2 separate regions of the Homo sapiens genome follow, and region 2 is linked to region 1. Evidence: read pairs that join two places in POLR2A ChIA-PET (ENCODE). Cell type or tissue: Panc1. All regions are shown on one strand. Each heading gives the region's core, and the rest is flanking DNA. Links, peaks and the distances in the headings are about the cores only. Region 1 overlaps LOC105377407 (a long non-coding RNA gene). Region 2 has its middle 38 kb from the start of BBS12.

Region 1 (5,389 bases), core at 332-5,331:
GGGATATTTGCCTTAGAAACCTAGAGGCAAATATCCAAAACAAAATATTAAATAAATAAATCTAACATATTAAAAAATATACCAAAATCAAATGGTATTTTTAATCCCAGAAATGAGAAGATGATAAACATGAGAAACTCTTTCAATATTAAAGCTCTCATTAATAAACTGAGAAAGAAAATATGAGGATTTTAAAAGATGCAAATAGTAATTTGATAAATTTTAACATATTTATAATAAATAATTAGAAATGTAGAAATAAAATATTCCCTAATTTGAAAGATATTTTATATCAAAGTACCAGTAAATAGCATCCTTAGTGGAGAAGCTTAAAATATTTCCTTTAACATCAAGGGTACACATAAAACAAAGTTATCCTCTATCATTGCCACTATTTAGCATAAGACTAGGTTTCATTCAACACTCAAAGAATTTAAAAAGAAGAAATAAGAGGTGTAAGTCCTCAAGGAAAAGAGGACTATATTATGTTCATACAGTATGATTACCTATAAAGAAAAACCAAAGGAATCATTAGAAAAAAATAGAATAAGAGCATTCAGCAAGGTTTCTGGGCACAGGATTGACTAAGAAAAAAAAACAGTAGCATTTATCTGTTCTACTAATAAGCAACTGAGAAATATAAAGTGTTCATAAATTTACTTAATAAAGAATATATGATACTTCTATGGAGAAAAAAATCTAAATTTCAGTAGAATAATGTGCAAAGAGTTTAAGAGACAGTTCACAGATGAAGATTGCAAAAGGTTAAAAAGTAAATGAGAGAGGCTCAAGCTCATTGGTAAATAAAATGCAAATAAAAGCAACAATTGTAGATGTAAAACTCTATAGAATTTTACCATCAGTTTAGCAGAATCTTGAAAGGTGAGATACTCATAGCTATATAGAGTTATAGGTATCCTCCATGCACTGTAGGTGGGAGTATAGATTCCTACCTTTCAGACAACCATTCTGGAGAATAACTTGGCAATATTTAAACAGAGGAAATGCATATTCCACTACTCACCAGTCTTGCTCCCAGATTAATATTCTATGGAAATAAAGGTTATATGTACAAATGGTGATATGCACAAAAATTTCCAGAATTTTTGGAATTTGAGCATACTTCTCTGATAGAATGGTTAGTGAAATAGTGTGGGTGCATGCTTTAGAATATTGTAGCAGCACTTGAAAGGCTCATACTGGATATATAAATAGAAACAATCATGGGTGAGTCTTAAAAACATAGTGATGAGTTAAGTAAAAAAATTCATATTTATATAAATTAAAATACATATATAAATACAAAATAGTAATACATATTTTATGAGAATTTGTACAAGAAAAAATACTACATCAAAAGCATTAGGAAAGTAGCTTACAATGGATGGTATGGCATGGAGATAAAAAGGTGTAAATAAATAATACAAAAGAGGGGACATTTGTTCTATGGATCAATGACAATTGTATCATAAACAGAAGAGTGCGATTAACCCAAAGCTATGTATTTGAGGTAAAGAGGAAAAAAAGGCTTTAGATAATCAAGGAACCTACATATGGTTAAAAAAGAGAATGTTTTATTGTTATTTCCATCTGATACAAAGTATTATGGGACTCTGTTATTTTAAATAATTAAATCTGAAAATCCACTTAACAGTACTCATAAATGACCATATTCTGAAAGCAAGGAATGGAAAAAAAGGACCATTATCTACTTCTGAGAGTGAGGACTAGCTAGCCCTCTTTCCCCTCATGTGTGATATGTTACTTCTGGCATACTGACAGAGTGGGGCAACAGTATCCATCTTATATTACATGTTAGAACATTTTACTACTTTCTTATCATTCTGGCACATCTGTGGATCATTTAGTGCATGTCCACTTTGAAGACCACTGTTCTAAAGGAGTATCAACCAATCTGATGAACTAATTTGAACATTGTAATGTGTATGTTTATATGCAGCTGTCTATGTAAATGCATATATGCAATCATCCTTTTCTGAAAACTTTTCACATTACAATTGACCCTTGAACAACATACATTTGAACGGCACAGGTCCACTTATATGTGAATTTTCTTCCGCCCCACCATACCAGAGACAGCGATTCCAACTCCTCCTCCTCAGCCTACTCAATGTGAAATGATGAAGGTGAAGAATTTTTTGATCAACTTCCACTTAATGAATAGTACATATATTTTCTCTTGCTTATGATTTTCTTAACATTTTCTTTTCTCTAGCTTATCTTATTGTAAGAATACCATATATAATACATATAACCTACAAACTATGTGTTAATTGACTGCTTATGTTATCAGTGAAGCTTCTGGTCAACGATAGTCTATTAGCAGTTAAGTTTTTGTGGGGCTCCAATGTTACATGCAGATTTTTTACTCCCTGGGGATTTGGTGCCCTAACCCGTGTATTGTTCAAAGATCAACTGTACGATTTTTTAGATAAGTAACAAAGAATAATTTATGCTATTTTCATTTGCAAATACCATCTTAAAAATATGCAGTTATTAGGAAGTGATTCAGAGACTCATAAGGAGAAAGACTGAAAATGTATGTGAAAGAAATAGTGCAAATCAGAGAGTAAGAGGTGATTGTAACCAGAATATTCTCATGTTTCTTGTAGACTTAGCACAGACAGCTTAAACCGTGCTAAAAGGATAATTAATTAAGTACAGTTAACTGAGAGGTTTTTCTGTTATAGTAATATCCTGTTTACTTAACATCTTTTCTCCTTTCAGAATTTTGCAATAAATTCAGGGTATTAACTAGATAAATAAAAATGCAGACAGGCACACAGGTGCACACACACACACACACGGAATAAGATAGTATCTTGAAATATTTATCTTTGTGTGTTTTTTTTTATTTCTGCATGTCTCTGCAAATTAGAAACAAACACATTTCTTTGAATAGAGTTCGAATTGTAATAAAGGAAAGGTAAAGAAAATGAAACAGTTAAAGCACCTTTTCTCCCCAGACTAGGCTCTCGAAAGTCCAAAGTTTCAAACCTGAGCAGGATAAGGCATAGAGGTTTTGATTCAGCAAAAGATTTAAAAATGTGTAGTGGGAGAAGCAATCAATATTTGCCTGTGACATTGCTTGGCCGAGCTGCATGCATCTAAATTAGCCCAAGTGGACAGCCACATTTAGAGAGCCAGGACAAGCATATGTCAACCCCACTGAAATCCAGAGAGGTGGTAGTGGCAAAGGGATTTAGGAGATTTTCATAGCACTTATATTTGAGTGAGACATGACGGTGATAAAAACCTGCCCCTGCGGAGCGTGGTGACTCACGCCTGTAATCCCAGCGCTTTGGGAGGCCGAGGCGGCGGATCACGAGGTCAGGAGATGGAGACCATATTGGCTAACATGGTGAAACCCCGTCTCTACTAAAAATACAAAAAATTAGCCGGGCGTGGTGGTGGGCGCCTGTAGTACCAGCTACTACTCGGGAGGCTGAGGCAGGAGAACGGCGTGAACCCGGGAGGCGGAGCTTGCAGTGAGCACCAAGATTGCGCCACTGCACTCCAGCCTGGGCGACAGAGCCAGACTCCGTCTCAAAACAAACAAACAAAAAACCTGCCCTGATGACATTTTTAGATTTATGTTCACATATAGATACCTGTGTGTTTTTGTGATGCACAAGTGGCCCATTCCCTTGATGGGGAGATTATGCAGAGGCAAATAAGGCAGGTGCCATAATAATTGCTCTCTTCAGTATCTACCCCAACCTTTCATCCTGACCACTAGATTGATAATCGGACAAGTCTTAGCACGACCCAATTGGAGAATCACTGGACCTGACAAGGAAGAAGAGAAACTGTGGGCCATAGGACCTGTAGGACTAGATGACATGTGCTCAGGAGTGGATTCTTAAGGTACTGCATTGAGGAGAATAGAACACAAAACTAGAAAATGGATATTTGGTCAATATAGGGCAGTTTCTTATGATTCAGAATTTAACAGCCTGGCAAGGACCCAAGGATAACAACTCACGTTGCCATTAGAGTATTAATTCATGATAGGATGGCACTGGGAAGCTTGGAAAAAGTGATGACCCACATTCAATGAAGGAGAGATGCCAGAATAATCATGCCAAATTATAAAGGAAAAGATTAAAAGTCTTAAAGAAGTAGTCATGCTGGAATATGTCTACTATATTAGACCAGAATATTTACTAACTATGTTCCTTGGATTCCATAAAGAATACGCAGTTTATTTCTGGGTAAGGTGGCTCACGCCTGTAATCCCAGCACTTTGGGAGGCCGGGGCGGGTGGATCACCTAAGGTCGGGAGTTCGAGACCAGCCTGACCAACATGGAGAAACCCCTTCTCTACCAAAAATACAAAATTAGTTAGGCGTGGTTGTGCATGCCTGTAATCCCAGCTACTTGGATGGCTGAGGTAGGAGAATCGCTTGAACCTGGGAGGTGGAGGTTGTGGTGAGTTGAGATCGCGCAATTGCACTCCAGCATGGGCAACAAAGAGCAAAAATCTCTGTCTCAAAAAATAATTTAAAAAAATACTCAGTTTATCAAATTGATCATTGAATGTGTTAGTGAGGAGGATATTTGTTCAGTATTGGCTCTCCAAGACTGACAGGAGAGGGTGTTACAAAACTGTGCTCCCTGGTAGCAATGGGATGATGGGATCACAGAATTTGAGAAGCCATGTGGCGGCACTTAGCTATCAGAAGCAACAGAGGTGGAATTACCTTCAAGGCAGCAAGATTACAGTGGCACCAAGGGGAGGCTAACCTACAGAACTATATAATTGAAAGAGATCAAAAACAAATAGGAAGGGGACTGAGGTCACCCATCTCAGCAGAAAATCACCACCCTTGGCCAGTTTCCAGAGCTAGTTCTTAGACACAGAACCTGTCAACTTAAGGACAGTCCAGATATCCATGAGGAAGCACCCTGTGACACCATGACAAGTTTATACAGTAGTGATCACCTCAGTCTTTTTACAGAGAGACAGACTTATGACCATTTACTTGAGTAACTGTGCATTTGGATGCTGCATCTGAGTTGCTTATGATACCATGTGCCTCTATATGCTGTCATGGCATCCCTCTTATAGAAGAGATATATAAGGGTCAGGTTATATATGAAATCTTTACGTAGGTCCATCTTACCTTGATACTACTGGGTTCACCAACTGGCCTGCTGGGCATTTCCCCAGTTTCTAAGTGTATAATCAGAATGGATATAGTGAGCTGTTGGCAAAACCCTTACCATTGGTCCCTGAACCTGTGGAGTAAGAGCTATTGTAGTGGGAGAGAGCAAGGAAAAACCCTTGAAACAGTCCCGGTTTACTCACCAAGGTAGCAAATCAAAACCAATAGATCATTCCAGGGGAGCATGCCAAAGACTATGC
Region 2 (5,389 bases), core at 59-5,058, 1.3 Mb before region 1:
CGGACCATAGCAACCCATTTTACAATGATGGTATAAATATAAGGCCATTTATGACAACAATGAATAATGGTCAACTTTCACCTGCTTTCAAAATCTAAGCCCTTTTCCTATTTTATTCTCCTTGAGTGTATTGTTCTCATCTTCAGTGCATGAAAAAAAATGGCATAGAGGCATAATTTTTCAAAAGCCAATTACCTCAATGGCTATGGTTGCAAGCTCTCATGCATGGTTCATGAAAGTCCAGAGACTGGTTCTTCTTTGTGATGGTAAAAGAAGATGTGAACTTATGAATAAAGGTGACAAGATACACATGGCCTCATATCAGGCTATGAGAGATTAAAGCCAGAGGGCTAAGTAAACCTTAGCTTTCATGAGTTATCTAAGAATTCAGTGCTCTAATTTTTCCCTGATACTGGGCCTGGAAAAAAAAATGCTTGAAATGACGCTTTAAAAATTATACTGGGAGAAATGAGGCTAAAGCTTCTGGAACCATAAAGATTCCACAGAACTTTTTTCGAAAGGAATTAAACATTTGTGCTATGAATTAAATAGAAGTCTAGAAATGGCTTCAAGAGATGAGTAAGGAGGACGGGGTAAAGAGGGAACCTCAATATCACAGAATATTGGATTTAGCGTTAGAAGATCTAAAGAAATTCAGTTTTCTCTACTTTAATCCTCCACTTCACTGCTTAAAACCCGAGGCTTCCTAGTGCTTCTAGAATGAAATTCAAACCCCTGCACCTGGGGAAGGCAGTCTGGCCCTTGCCAGCCTCTCAGGGCTGCTTCCCTCTGTCTTCCTTTCTATCTTGGATGCCCAGCACCACACAGACTTGCAGTGGCCCTAATGGACCCTAACTTCCATGACTTTGCATTTGCTGGACCTTCTTTCTGTGTTTTTTCTTTTAATTAAACACATTTTTTTTTTTTCAGATAGGTTCTCACTATGTTGCTCAGGCTGGTTTGAAACTCCTGGGCTCAAGCGATCCTCCCATCTCAGCTTCTGGAGTAGCTGGAATCAAAGACAGGCGTCACCTGGCCTGGCTTCCTACCCTTTCTCCAAGGGAGAAATGTTCCTTCTTTAGCCTGTTCCACAGTATAATCTGCATATGACTATGCCAACACTTGTTTCTCTGTGTACATGCTCCCTCCCTCCCTCATCTTTGTGATTCTAGCACTTAACACAGAATAACAGCCAAAAAAAGCTTATTGGATAAATAATGAACATTAAGATACATGTTGGAGGCCGGGTGTGGTGGCTCACGCCTGTAATCCCAGCACCTTGGGAGGCCGAGGCAGGCAGATCATGAGGTCAGGAGATCGAGACCATCCTGGCTAACGCGGTGAAACCCCGTCTCTACTAAAAATACAAAAAATTAGCTGGGCGTGGTGACACACACCTGTAGTCCCAGCTACTCAGGATGCTGAGGCAGGAGAATCACTTGAACCCAGGAGGTGGAGGTTGCAGTGAGCCAAGATCGTGCCACTGCACTCCAGCCTGGGTGACAAAGTGAAACTCCGTCTCAAAAAAAAAAAAAAAAAAAGATACATGTTACAACACTGTGAGCTGAGGCAGTGGAAATACCTATGACAGTGAAGGTGAGAGTAATTCTTCAAAGGTGTTCTCTGGAGTCAGGGAGACACTTGGGCCTGTCATAGCGCCTGGCTCTTGGTCACTCTGAATGTCAGTTGAATTGTTATGTTTGTATTCATGGTTGAGGATCCCATTCCCATATTAGCCGCCACAAATCTAAAAATCTTTAATTGTAAAAAAAAAAAAAAAAAAAAAAAAAATCAAATGATTTCTGCATAAGGTAGATACCAGTTAGGCCAGACTTTCACTGTTCACATTCTACTTGCTCAAATATTCTCTTAATAAAAATGGGCTCATTTAGTTTGCTTTTTACTTGGAGCAAAAGTAGCTCTCTATCCGACAGGAGTGGACAAAATTCTGGTTTTGAACAGAGGATGTGTTCATAAGTACTTTTTGATTACCAGCCTCTAACTTATTTATAATTCAGATCCCTTGCTTTTCTTCTTATTCCCTCTGATGTCCAATTTTTCACCCTTTAAGTATTCTATCTCATTCATGGGTGATGGAGAGAATGAAAAAAAGAAAATTGATTAAGTTTTATAAACCTTCTTGGAATAGGAATTTTCACTAGAAGTTTCTGTAAATTCCATGCACTTCCCTAAAGATCTTAATATCAGAGGTATATTTGTGTACTTCTGAGAATCAGGTTTTTTATAGAGAAAACATATTCCTTATAGAACTGCACATCAAAAAGGTAAATTATACTACACGTAAATCTGAAAAGAAATTTTAAGAACTTTTAAAAGTTCAACAGAAAAGTTAAGTTTTAAGAGACAGATGGTGTTAGGAAAGTTCGTTAGCTCATTAGAGAAAAAAAAAAAAAGGTAAGAGGTTGAACTTGCACTATCTACCAAAATGAATTCCAGGAGAATTAAAGAACTCAATATTTTTTTAAGTCATAAGATAAAAAAGGAGAGATTTATTAAGACCCTGGAGTAGTGAGAGCTTTCTAAAATTATAAAGATGAAGAAAATGTTGAATGAAAAGATTCATGGATTTGGCTATATAAAACTGTGGAAATGTGGATATCTGAAAGCCCCCAAATTAAACAAACCGGAAAAATACATTTTCAACAAATATGACAAGAAAGTGTCTTTACTGTATAAAGAAATTATACAAATCAATAAGAAAGTCACTTAAAACTAAATTGATAAGCCAGGTGTGGTGGCTCGCACCTGTAATCCCAGCACTGTGGGAGGCCAAGGCGGGTGGATCACAAGGTCAGGAGTTCAAGACCAGCCTGGCCAATATGATGAAACCCCGTCTCTACTAAAAATACAAAAATTAGCTGGACATGGTGGCAGGCACCTGTAGTCCCAGCTACTCGTGAGGCTGAGGCAGGAGAGTCACTTGAACCCGGGAGGTGGAGGTTACAATGAGCCAAGATCACACCACTGCACTGCAGCCTGGGCGACAGAGCAAAATTCCATCTTAAAAAAAAAATAAAACAAACAAACAAACAAAAACCTAAATTGATAAACAAAACATATACAATAATTTCTATTTAATTTTGCAGTTATTATTTCTATTTTCTCTGCTATAGCTATCACGTAATATTCTCTATACTTTAAAGAAGATTAAAGAAGGGAAAATGTAATCTACTTATTCTGATATTAGAAAATACTTGAATCTTCTTCCCATCTTAACTATAGAATTATGGTTTTTCTTTTTAAAATTCTTAATGACAAGTTTTTTTTATTTCATTACTAACTTGTGTCAAGCACATAGCAGGCAAGGCTAAGGCCAAGTCCAAGGCCTCAGACATTTGGCCAGTAAAGACACAGTAAGCCCATTTTAGCTTTAGACTGTTTATTGCTTCCATGGACAGCAAAGAAAAAGTAGCAAAGGCACCAGTTTTCCTTGGTCCTTGTTCCACACAGCAGAAAGAATGACACTGAAACAAAAGGGCAGGATGATAGCAAAATGAGTTGTGGTACACTCTGTTGCCAAGGAGGGAATTCTAGATTGTAACTAAGCAGTTCTATAGCCAGCAACTCTGTCTAAAACGGGTGAGGCAGAAAGCCTCACACCTCATCTGAACTTGGGAGGCAACAAGAAACTCTCAATGTCAGTTTCCCAGGTAGCTAGGGAAGTGAGTGAGAAATATACTTGTAGCAGCTCATTGCAAGCCTCCATGCTCTTATGCTCCAGGAAGGCCATAGGGAAGATTTCCCAAGGCGTAGGTCAGACAGTAATTCAAACCTTTCCCACATGGCTATGTGGATCTTTCTAAGGTGCAAAGCCACTAGGGCATCATGGCAGAGCTGTCCCCCTACAACTCATTGGCCACCTACGTGACCTGCAGAATCCCTCACATCTTCCTATCTGCAATAAGATTTTCTTCACTTTTCCCCTTTCCTGTTTGTGAAGTAAAGCCGTATGATCCATCTGCATAGAACTCCCTGCCTGCTCTCTTTAGTTAACTACATTTTCCCAAATTACGTAATGCCTTTTACTATGCTATGAGAAATAAGAAAAAGTATGAGTTATATACTGTTGTGTAATCAATCACCCCAAAACGTAGTGGCTTAAAACAACAACCATTTCCTATTTCCTATGATTCTGTGAGTTGTCTGGGTGCTCCTCTGCTGTTTTTGCCTTGGCATACTGCTGGGAGGTCCAAGATGGCCTCCAGCACGCATTTGACCGTTGGTGATGACTATCAGTTGGGGCATGTTGGTTCTCCTCCACGTAGCCTCTCATCTTCAGAAAGGTAAACTGGCTGCCTTACAATGTCAGTCTCAGGGCAGCATTCCCAGAGAACAAAGGCAGAAACCCTGAGACCTTTTAAGGTCTAGTTTGGAAGTCACACAACTTTACTTCTACCACATTTTCTTTTAGTTAATGCATATGATAAGGACAGCCCAGAATCAAAGTATGAGAAATAAACTCCCTTTTTATACAGAACGATTTACAGAAGAGTGTTTCCATGTTTTTCAATAATGCAAAAAGAGGAAAAATTGACTACTTGAAATGAATAGGTTCATTGAAGCCCAAATAAAATATGACTTTGCTTTTCATTCAGGTAAGTAAGAATGCCAATAGACTGAACATCTTCAGTTCTAGTCTAAATCACTGTTCATTTCTAAATCACTGTAACACTAAGAGGTCACAAGAATTAAAAAATAAAGGAAACTACAAAAGTTGTCATAAGCCCAGAAAGTTTTTGCAAGAGGAAGTGGAGGCACTAAGTCTTATTTCCCTAGGCAATGTGACCTGACAAGTGTGCTTTCCAAACCTCAGAGAGTTATGCCAATTTCATTCCAAGCCTCTTTAGTTAATAACAGAATGGAGAAGACCAGGTAAAGATTTCATAACTGAAAAGGGAATTTGCAAATTAACTCTCTCAGTTGGCCAACATTCACTGACAGGAGTTTGCATTTTTATTATCATGTACCTTGCATAACTGATGAGAGTTAAATGAGAACATGAATGTAATATGCCTGCTGTAATGCCTGGCTTACCTTTGCCAATAGTTGCTACTATTGTTTTATTCAGGCCTTCACCCAGAATTTCATTGTTCAACAATAGACATTCTATTAGGTATTTAATATATTTTTATGATCAAAATGGGTGCTTGATAAACTTGCTTTTAAAACTTTACAAGCTAAAATTATCATTGCCATAGTGTATAGGGTAAAACTTGGGAATGTCCATTTTCTATTTATCCATATGATGAAAACTGATCTAGCACAATTACAAGAGTCAGCTATTGCTATATAACAAATAATCACCAAAAGCTCAGTGCTAATTAACAAAAGAATTTATTTTGCTCATGGGTAGGGCAGTTCAGCCTCG

The links. ChIA-PET counts read pairs that join two places held together with the same protein. Peaks named below come from ENCODE experiments on the same cell type or tissue, not always from the same donor. Only the 100,000 strongest peaks of a DNase experiment are listed, where the experiment ranks them.
Region 2: POLR2A ChIA-PET joins it to region 1 with 5 read pairs; 1 of 35 experiments calls an interaction of 5 or more read pairs at or near these places.

What each region holds. Positions count from the first base shown.
Region 1 is chr4:124,114,237-124,119,625 of GRCh38, forward strand. The region is part of intron 2 of LOC105377407 (a long non-coding RNA gene); the gene reads right to left. Among named protein-coding and RNA genes, the nearest start is that of LINC02516, 440 kb to the right of the region's middle. In Panc1, for the core only: no CTCF peak of the experiment used is centred there; no DNase peak of the experiment used is centred there; H3K27ac peaks cover 1,178 bases.
Region 2 is chr4:122,768,372-122,773,760 of GRCh38, forward strand. No RefSeq gene overlaps it. Among named protein-coding and RNA genes, the nearest start is that of BBS12, 38 kb to the left of the region's middle. In Panc1, for the core only: no CTCF peak of the experiment used is centred there; no DNase peak of the experiment used is centred there; H3K27ac peaks cover 388 bases.